Regions from separate parts of the Homo sapiens genome. Here region 1 is linked to region 2. Evidence: chromatin loops called from intact Hi-C (ENCODE). Cell type or tissue: PC-9. All regions are shown on one strand. Links, peaks and the distances in the headings refer to the core of each region. The heading gives the core; the rest is flanking DNA. Region 1 overlaps LINC03088 (long intergenic non-protein coding RNA 3088). Region 2 overlaps LOC105370008 (a long non-coding RNA gene).

What was found. Peaks named below come from ENCODE experiments on the same cell type or tissue, not always from the same donor. Only the 100,000 strongest peaks of a DNase experiment are listed, where the experiment ranks them.
Region 1: a loop joins it to region 2, with 5 times the contacts of the local background. A loop is called at or near these places in 3 of 110 quality-filtered maps.

Annotation. Positions count from the first base shown.
Region 1 is chr12:116,695,353-116,700,726 of GRCh38, forward strand. It overlaps LINC03088 (long intergenic non-protein coding RNA 3088), which reads left to right. Exons shown (of 2, transcript XR_007063473.1): 2 at 2,503-2,827. Among named protein-coding and RNA genes, the nearest start is that of LINC03088, 36 kb to the left of the region's middle. In PC-9, for the core only: a CTCF peak has its summit at 2,176 (motif pointing left); a DNase peak (open chromatin) is centred at 2,939; H3K4me3 peaks cover 827 bases.
Region 2 is chr12:116,500,976-116,506,349 of GRCh38, forward strand. LOC105370008 (a long non-coding RNA gene) reads right to left here. Exons shown (of 3, transcript XR_945395.3): 3 at 4,034-4,157. Among named protein-coding and RNA genes, the nearest start is that of LINC02457, 12 kb to the right of the region's middle. In PC-9, for the core only: no CTCF peak of the experiment used is centred there; a DNase peak (open chromatin) is centred at 2,356; H3K27ac peaks cover 2,179 bases.

The sequences.
Region 1 (5,374 bases), core at 201-5,200, 190 kb after region 2:
TGAGAGAAGAGAAGAAAGGAAAGGCGGAAAAATTGCTACATAACCAGATTCCAGGTGCCATCTCTAGCCACAGAGGAAATCATCAATGCATCCACAAACAAAAGTTAGAATGTTCTCTGAATCTCCTGACCACCCTATCCTTCCGTTTGCAAATGCTTGCACCCAAGGGACAGTTAACTCCTAACAGAGGCTAGTGTTTCTCCAAGTGTGAGCTGCAGACACATCCGGGCACCTGTTAAAAACACTGCTTGCTGGGCTCTGCCCCAGACCTGTGCCCAAAGCATTTCCTTCTTTCTTTCTTTCTTTCTTTCTTTTTTTTTTGGGGGGGGGGTGGTGGGGGCGGGACAGAGTCTCTCTCTGTTGCCCAGGCTGGAGGCTGGAGTGCAGTGGCTCGATCTCAGCTCACTGCAACCTACGCCTCCCGGGTTCAAGTGATTCTCCTGCCTCAGCCTCCCGAGTACCTGGGATTATAGGCACACACCACCATGCCTGGCTAATATTTTATATTTTTAGTAGAAATGGGGTTTCCCCATTTTGGCCAGACTGGTCTTGAACCCCTGACCTCAAGTGATCTACCCGCCTCGGCTTCTCAAAGTGCTGGGATTACAGGCGTAAGCCACTGTGTCCAGCCCCAGAGCATTTCTTAGAGCAGTTCCTGGATGAGGTTTCCTGGAGGTTTCCTGAAATTTTCTCTGTATTTGTAAGAACTCGCAGAAAGCAGACATCTATAACCAGCAAAGCACATTCTGTAGGCCAGTCTTGCCCCAACTCCATGACCCCATCACCTCCCCTGGTTGTTCAAAAGTACGAAGTTCATGCCTTCAACACAACACATTTATTGAGCACCTACAATGTGCCAAGCTCTAGTTCAAGCCCTGGAGATAGAGCAAGAATCAAACCTAAGTCCCTGCTTTTGCAAAGCTTGCATTCCAGGGAGCAAGACAAGCAAACAACCAAACCGGGAGGATATCAGGATATCAGAGAGTGCCGTGAGGGAAACGAAAGCGGGAGGAATAGAGCAGTGGTTTTCAATCAGGGCGATGTTGCCCCCCAGGGAACATCTCGAAATGTCTAGAGATACTTTTGGTTGTCATCATCTGGGGAGGGAGGTGCTGGAATGTAGGGGCCAGGGGGGCTGCTAAACACCCTTCAACACACAGGGCAGCCCCCGCAACAAAGAATTATCCAGACCTAAATGTCACTGGTGCCCAGGCTGATAACTCCTGGGCTAGGGAAGACAGAGGACTGCTGTTCAAGGCAGGGGTCAGGGAAGGCCTCCGGTGAGGGACACTTGAGCAAGGACCCAGAGCAGATGAAGGATGTCTGTGGACGGAAGGTCTCAGGCAGAGGGGATGGGGTTGGAGGAGGCGCCCTCACTGCAGGTGGGAGCATGCACGCCTCGAGGGAGAGATCTGGGGGTTTCAGCCTAAGTGTGATGGAGCCTGGGGGTCCCAGCAGGGCCAGAGATGCTCTCACTTAAGCTTCCAAAGGGTTCCTTTGGCTGCTGCAAGGAGAACAGCCTAGGAGGAGCCGAGAGGAGCTGGGGACTAGGTGGGAGGATGCTGGGTCACCTAGGCAAGAAATGTAGGGGCTGGAAGGGGAAGAGGAGCCCCAGGGTGGTAAGGTGTGGTCTGGATCAGAATGTGTCATCCAGGACCGGGCGCAATGGCTCACGCCTGTAATCCCAGCACTTTGGGAGGCCAAGGCGGGCGAATCACTTGAGGTCAGGAGATCGAGACCAGCCTGGCCAACATTCTGAAACCCTGTCTCTACTAAAAATACAAAAATTAGCTGGGCGTGGTGGCAGGTGCCTGTAATCCCAGCTGCTCAGGAGGCTGAGGCAGGAGAATCACTTGAACCCGGGAGGTGGAGGGAGCAGGGAGCCGAGATCATGCCACTGCATTCCAGCCTGGATGACAGAGCAAGACTCTGTCTCAAAAAAAAAAAAAAAAAAAAAAAAAAGACTGCGCCATCCAGGCTGTAGCTTCTAGAAGGGATTTGCTGAGGGATTAGTTGAGGGTGCGAGACAGAAATCAAGAGCCACCTTGGAGCTGACTTTCCATGAGGTCCCTGCTCCAGGTGTGTCCTTGACAAAAGGGACTCCAAGCCCTGCTTCTAACCCTAAGCCAGTGGCTCTCAACTAGTGGCGATTGTGCCCCCCAGAGGACACTGGAGACTAGGCCATGTCTGGAGACATTCGGGGTTGTCATAGCTGGGGATGCTGGCTCCTACCGGCATCTAGGGGGTGGAGAGGTCAGGGATGCTGCTGAACGTCCTGCAGTGCCCAGGACAGCCCCCACCACAGTCACCCAGCCCCGAATGTCACTAGTGCCAAGACTGAGGAATCCTGACCCCTGATTCCCCCTAAACCCTGCCACCTCCTCTCACACGGGGCCTGGCCCCACCAACTTAGCGGGGACTTTGTCAGAGGCCAGAGATTCCAAATCAATGCATCTCAGTGGCTAAGGTCCATATTAACTACATCTCACTTGCTTCTGACAGTGACACAGATCAGATGCTGCTGCTGTCGTGGCTGCCACCACAAGAAACAAGAGTGTTGGAGTGCAAATTCATTATCCAGCTGTTAAGAGCGACAGAGCATGCACACATCTCTCCCCGACCGGGTTATCTGAGAGCCAGCCCTGCTGTATGATTGAGTGGCTGCCAGCCTCCTCTTCTCTGTAACCTTGACACGCCAGAGCCGGGCCTCCAGTGCACAGGCTAAAAATCCTAAAGGCAACGGCGGCGGCAACAAATAGATGGGTTAATTTGTTTCATGCCCCCGTTGTCACCAGGCTCTCGCAGAATAAAACCACCACCACCACCACCACAACCTCCATTTGTGGGGTTTAATACCCCAGCTGCTGGGAATCAGATTCAGCCGGAGGAAGAAAATGTGACGTCGATGCAGAGATCCATTTATTCGGTGATGTTTGCTTAAAAACCGGTTTTTCATCTGCAGGTTATTCTTGCACGCTTGGACCTCAAGCAACACAATATCACATTTCCAGGTGGTATCTTTAAGGAAAGCTAATTAAGACTCTTGGCACTTGTAGGATGAAACATTTTACAATTTTCTTCAAAGCAATTTGCCAACATTAGCTAATTAAAACACCCAGCCTTCCATTGAGGGACAATGGGAAGAGCATACAATTGTCATTTCTGAGCATCTGTTGTACGGATAGAAATCCAAATTCCTGTTGCTTCTACTTGGTCAATGTCCTTCTCTGAAGGTGGCCTTTCATGGTTTTTCTGCAACCTGCATTTAGGAGCATTTAGAAGAAGATTCCAGCTTTTCTAGCACTTAGCCTCTAAAATAAAGAACAACACAGGGAAAGGAGTTTGAGCAATTGAGGCTGGTCTGCTAAGCCAGGGGTTGGCAAACTATGGCCCAAGGGCTAAATCCAGCCCTTGACCTTTCTTTAAAGTTTTATTGGAATACAGCCATGCTCATTGGTTTACATATTGTTTCTGGCTACTCTCAAGCTAAAACAGCAGGGTTAAGTGACTGCTAGAGAAAGTATAAGGCCTAGAAAGCTGGAAATATTTTTACTGTCTGGCCCTTTATGAAAACAGTTTGCAGACCTCTGCATTCAGCGGTCTGTTGCATCTGCCTATGATTTTCCCGCTCTGCAGGCCAAACTACCCCATTCCCAGTTGTTGATTGGACAGCTCTTTTCCCATGGTGTCATTACTGTTATTAAGTGTCTAGGCCCCAAATGAAGGTCTCCAAAGAAGTGTCTCTGGTCAGTAGAAAGGATTTTTTTTCTTTAGATAGAGATAGGGCCTCTCTATGTTAACCAGGCTTATCATGAACTCCTGGCCTCAAGCAATCCTCCCATCTCGGCCTCCCGAAGTGCAGGGATTACAGGCATGAGCCACCATGCCCGGCCCATTAGAAAGGTTATTCAAGGAAAGGGAATTTGAATTTAATCTCTCAGTATAGAAGATAATTTGACAATGTCAAAACCCAATAGAGGCCGGGCACAGTGGCTCACACCTGTAATCCCAGCACTTTGGGAGGCTGAGGCGGGTGGATCACCTGAGGTCAGGAGTTCGAGACCAGCCTGGCCAACATGGTGAAACCCCGTCTCTACTAAAAATATAAGAGTTAGCCAGGCGTGGTGACACATGTCTGTAATCCCAGCTACTTGGGAGGCTGAGGCAGGAAAATCACTTGAACCTAGGAGGCAGAGGTTACAGTGAGCCAAGATCGCACCACTGCACTCCAGCCTGGCAACAGAGTGAGACTCCGTCTCAAAACAAAACCCAATAGAATCTTTCTCCCATTTTACTCCGTTTTCCTAAGGATTGCAAGGTCAGCCTTCTGCTGCAGTTCGTCCAAAACATTTCCCCTTCTCCAGCCGCCACCACCCCGTTTGGAGATTCCGTCTTGGGGAATTCATTCCCCTTTTTTGAGTCCTGCCTTCTGGATAGTTCGAGGACCCTTCAGTTCTCCATGGATGGAGCTCATGGTCACCTGGATGCCTACAACTGGGGAATGAGAGGCCAGGGATCAGGGGTGGGGATGTAATTAATTTCATCTGGGTCCTGGGGTGTCTGAAGGCAGGACCAATGTGACTTTTACCTTCAAGGTTGGCGGAGACATTTCTAGATACCCCTTACCTTCTCCCCCATCTTCCTTAGCACATCCTTATCTGAAGGCAAACCTTTATCTGCTGCATTGTTTATGTGAAGTAGCTTGAAGAATCCTCATTCATCCAGGAGAAACTCCTTTCAAAGGGTGCAGGAAAAACCCTGCAGGTGGTACACCCCCAGAGACACCCCCGCAATAAGGCCACTCTGCAAATCGGGGCCTTCAAGAATGAGTTGGTGAAGGCAGGGGTGGGGATAACCAGACAGAGATGGGGAGACACCCTCCCTACAGCCATAGCAGCCACTGCCATCACGGAATTAGTTCCAGGCTAGTGTGCGTGTCCCACTGACTCATGAATGGCCATGTGCTGGATTAGGATCTTGCAGTGCAGGACAAAATAGGCTTGCGTGGAATCTAACTTACAGAGGACATCTAAATAGGGATTTTAGCTTAGTTCAAATCCCGCTATGTTTTTGGGCTCACTCAGCCACATTGCCCACTAGAAGATTCTGAGAGCAAAAGGACTCAGTAGAAAGCATTTTTGCTAGTCTGAGGGTTACCAAATCATAGCTTCTTGGTTTAGAAGAGAGACTGAAACAAATTTCTGTTGTACACAGTGTGGGCAAAAAACTTTACAGATATTATCTTTTTTTTTCTTTTTTTTTCTTTTTTTTTTTTTTATACTGAGTCTAACTCTCTTGCCCAGACTGGAGTGCAGTGGCATGATCTCGGCTTACTGCAACCTCTGCTTCCCATGTTCAAGCGATTCTCACACCT
Region 2 (5,374 bases), core at 61-5,060:
GAGGCTGAGGCAGGAGGATTGCTTGAACCCAGGAAGCAGAGGTCGCAGTGAGCCAAGATCGCACCACTGCACTCCAGCCTAGGTGACAGAGTGAGACCATGTCTCAAAAAAAACAAAAACAAAAACAAAAATCATAAGTAATAACTGTTCAGTAAGTGATTGTTCTTTTTAAAAATCATGGTGTATGCCAGGCAAGATGGCACATAACTATTGTCCCAGCTACTCAGGAGGCTGAGGCAGAAATATAGCTTGAGCTCAAGACTTTGAGTTTAGCCTGGGCAATATAGAGGGACTGTCTCTTAATAAATAAAAGGTATAAAATACCTCATAAAATTTACATTTTAACCATTTTAAGTGTATAGTTCAAGTGGTTTTTCATACATTCAAATTGTTGTGTCCATAAGTATTTTTATCAATACTGCTATATTATGTCACAAGTCTTTTTTTGTTTGTTTGTTTTTCAAAAGAGGGTCTCACTTTTTCACCCAAGCTGGAGTGCAGTAGCATGATCATAGCTCACTGCAGCCTCAAACTCCTGGGATCAAGTGATCCTCCTGTTTCAGCCTCCCAAGTAGCCAGGAATACAGGTGTTCACCACCATGCCCAGCTAATTTTATTTTTTTGTAATTTTTTGTAGAGATGGGTTCTTGCTATGTTGCCCAGGCTTGTCTTGAACTCCTTGCTTCAAACCATCCTCCCACCTCAGCCTCCCAAAGGGCTGGGATTACAGGCTTGAGCCACCACACCCAGCTAATTTTATTTTTTGTATTTTTTTTTTTTTTGGTAGAGAATGGGTCTTGCTATATTGCCCAGGCTGGTTCTGAACTCCTTGCTTCAAACCATCCTCCCACCTCAGCTTCCCAAATTGTTGTGATTACAGGTGTGAGCCACCATGCCTGGCCTGTGTCAAATGTCTTAATAGTGTGGATTTTGCTAGAGACAGGACATGCTATTCTGAACCGGTCATGGACTTGCCTAGGTCTCTGCTTTCTCTAGTTCATTTCATCCTCTCAAGAATCCTGGGAGGTTTTCTCATTTCCATTTCTATTGGAGAGCTCTAACGATGTGCCCGAGGGCACTTGGCAGCAAGTGGCAGAGCTGAGACCAGCCCCCAGACCCACGGATCTGTCCACTACCTATCAATAACCACTTGCTGAATTGTGATGAACCCAGTCTGACCAAATCGCTTCTCTGAGGTTCTGACTTTGACACTGGGAGGGGCGTAGCTAAAATGAGAAAAGAGGCAGCCCCATTCCAGGACAGGTGAATGACATGGGAGCTCTGGCATCCTCAGCCCAGACAGCAGCACAGGGCAGGGGCTGAGAGAGCCTTGTCGAGCTGCTGATGTCTTTATGCAGCCAGGACTGACTCCACGGTAGCAGGCCCAGCATGCATCACCCCTGTGACAAATGATAAAGATCTCATTCGGCATACGAGATCCACTTGAGGAACTGAATGGAGACAATTGAAAAGCGCTCCACACCGGCCACTGAAGCTGAAGCCCGCAGAGCCGGATGATGTAAGGTCTTCTGTGTGGATTTGCTGATTCTGGAGATTTTAACTATTTGGGCTTTATTAGTCTCTGGGCCTCCTCGTGGGGAACTGAAGTGCTGGAACTCGGGGAAGACCTGACTTGTCAAGTCCATAGTATCAGAGCATTCAGACAGGCTGAGTGTCTGATTTCGGCCAATCAAGTTTCATTTTGAAGACTAACTATGATGGATTACGATGGCTTTCTAATTCCTCACTGCCTCCCTGGGAAACTTTTTTTTTTTTTTTTTTTTTTTTTGAGATGGACTTTCACTCTGTCCCCGAAGCTGGAGTGCGGTGGCACGATCTTGGCTCACTGCAACCTCTGCAGTTCAAGCGATTGTCCTGCCTCAGCCTCCCCAGTCACTGGGATTACAGGCATGCACCACCACGCTTGGATAATTCTTGTATTTTTGGTAGAGATGGGATTTTGCCATGTTGGCCAGGCTGGTCTCGAACTCCTGACCTTAGATGATCCACCCGCCTCAGCCTCCCAGAATGCTGGGATTGTAGGCGTGAGCCACCACGCCTCCTGGGAAACTCCTAAAGGGGCCCCTCTTCCGTATTTCCTTGTCCACAGGAACAAATATTTGCCCTTGCAATTAGATCCCTCCTACTGCCACCATTGCTGTATTTCAGCAATTCATGAGAGCCTGACAAATGCTAGTTAACCAGCTTACTGCAGTACAACTGACCCCTTGAGCGTGTGAGTGAATGTGACAAGTGGCTGGTGACATGCTCAAGTCACTCATTTGTGTCGCCAAGTTTAGCCATTTGACTGTGTGCTTCTAAGTTAAAGAGTGTCACCTCAGGTGATTCCAGTTCAAAGCGCCTTGGGAAACAATCATGAAATTAGCTGATAAATGTGATAGTCATGGTGTACACAGGGCGTGGGACGCTGGATAAAACCTAAAGAGACCTGACCCACTGCCCTCTAGGTGCTTAGCCTCTGACCACACCAAGCTAGCGACATTCCAATCTCTCATAAAAAGCATTTCAAAATGAAAGAGACTGGGCAAATAAATCGTGGTACATGCACGGAATGCGATGGCCTTCAGGCATTGAAAAGAAAGAAGTACGTTTCCCATACTACGGGGATTTGCTCACCTAACTTCCCACCTGTACACTTCTTTTTTTTTTTTTTTTTTTGAGACAGAGTCTCACTCTGTTGCCCAGGCTGGAGTGCACTGAATGGATCTCAGCTCACTGCAGCCTCCACCTCCTGGGCTCAAGCGACTCTCCTGCCTCAGCCTCCCAAGTAGCTGGGATTACAGGCACACGCCACCAAGGCCAACTAATTTTTATATTTTTAGTAGAGACGGGGTTTCACCATGTTGACCAGGCTGATCTTGAACTCCTGACCTCAAGTGATCTGCCCGCCTGGACCTCCCAAAATGCTGGGATTACAGGCGTGAGCCACCTCGCCCAGCCCCACCTGTATACTTTTGCATATGCTGTTCCCTCCATCTGAACACTTTTCCATCTGTCTCAATCCCCAAGAACATGCATTTGGCATACAGTAGATGTTTAACAGATGAGCCAGCTCTCACAGCTTTTCCCTCCTCAGGGGTTCACAAAGCAGGCCAGTTATCCTATGCCCAAGGGATGGGTCTGTGGTTTATGGGGTCAGCTGGGAGTAGGAAGAGAGATTGATCTGGGCATATTTGAAAGAAGAGATCCGCAGTGTATAGTTAAGTGAAAAAAGTAGGTTACAAGCAGTGTATATCTTATGACCCACTTTTTGGTAAAAAGAAAATCCCTTATTTACATGTTTGTTTATGCATAAAAACGTCTGGCAGGGTCCACACCACATTAACGTTGATTACCTCTAGGGATGGTGGAGTTGAAGCATGAAGAGAGAAACTTTTGGCTTTCTATTTTCTACTTTCTAAAGTGTTTTTTTTCTTATTTTTAACAATGGGCATTGTATTAATTTTGTAATTAAAAATCTAATAAAGATTTTTTAATGTGCTTGGGGGAATAGAATAGCTATACTTCCAAAATATTTGCAGTTGGACTTTGTTGCAGATGTACCAAGCTGCTCTGTTAGTTATCATGTTGGGTGTGTGTATTTTATTTTATTCTTTTAAGAGATGAGGTCTTGCTCTGTTGCCCAGGCTGGAATGCAGTGGAGTGATCATAGCTCACTGCAGCCTTGACCTCCTGGGGTCAAGCAATCCTCCCGCCTCAGCCTGCCGACTAGCTGGGACTATAGGGACACACCACCACGCTTGGCAATTTTAACCATACCTGGCCATTTTAACCTTGTCCAGCTAATTTTTTTTTTTAATGTAGTGGCAGGGTCTGTGTTTTATTCTTTCGACCAGACTGTGGACTCCACAAGGGCAGGAACTGGGTCTAATGACGATATCAATAACACTAGCCCCAACACTAACTCCACGATTTGCTGAATGCTAAACATGCTGCATGCATCTCTGAGTATAATTTCACTTGCCTGTAAGTCTTCAGATACCCTATGATGCTCTGGACAGCCATAAGGACATAAATGTGAAGATTTTTTATTGAAAAGTGCAACTGGCAATGCTCTAGAGAAATAGATACAATTGCAACTCTCTCATTCAACCACGAAAGCTTTTCTCCACGAACAGGACTTTAACATGTCCCACCTAAGGGAAGAAGACAGTAGGATTAATGCAGAGGGCAGGTTCCACCTCCCAACCAATTTGGAACTCTAAAGGGCTGAGTTCGGAACACACTTGGTCATGTTTCCCGAAGTGTGTACTGTCATGCCTGCCTGCACAGTGTTCTATGAAAGCATTCCATGCATAATTCTATTTGGAAAATGCTTTTTGCTACTGATCCTCTTGGAGATTCCCATGCCTGTGAACACATTAAAGGCTCTGAAAAGTCCTGCTGTAAAGAAGCAGGTTTGACTTGGTTGATCCCTCCCAAATTTCCCCAGTTCATTTGTTCACAGAGCCTATGATCTCATGAACAATTCTGAACATGTTCCTGTAATATGCATTGGAAAATGCTGCCCTGGAATGTTCTCAGCCAGCTGCCACCAAGAAATGTCTGATTCCATTTGGAGACAGATCAGGCTTGAAATTGTCAGAAACTGATATTCCAAGTTTCCTTCACTCTGGTTGTATCCAAAAGATGACAAAGATGGGTTTGTAGCATGGATGGAAGCAGCACATCCTATTTCCCAACTGCTGAGAGAACACACCACGCTAATCCTTGGTGCTTTCCGAAAGAGATGATGTCATCACTGTTTAGCACCATGTGCAAAGTGCCAGGAAAATAACATGGGATCTGGGGTCAGACATACCTGAGTTCAGATACCAGTTCTACCATGGACTCACTGTGTGACCTTGGGTAGGTCACTGTACCTCTCTGAGCCTTAAAAATGGGAATTAAAGGCCGGGCTTGGTGGCTCATGCCTGTAATCCCAGCACTTTGGGAGACAGAGGTGGGCAGCTCACTTGAGACCAGGAGTTTGAGACTGGCCTGGCCAACATGGTGAAACCCCGTCTCTACTAAAAAATTAAAAAAATTAGCCTGGCATGGTGGTGCAGCCTGTAGTCCCAGCTACTCCGGAGGCTGAGACAGGAGAATCGCTTGAACCCCGGTGGCGGAGGTTGCAGTGAGCTGAGATGGCGCCACTGCACTCCAGCCTGGCAACAGAGCAAGCCTCTGTCTCAAAAAAAAAAAAAAAAAAAAAAAAAAAAAAAAAGAGGGGGATTAAAATGCCTCCCTTGAAGACTTGTTTGAGGAGCGGACATACTATACAGGGGATGCTTGAGGAGAGTTGCTACAGTATTCCTTCCAAGTTATTTACTCCTACTGAGGTAGGAGGCGGAATTCGACTCCAGAGGTGGGG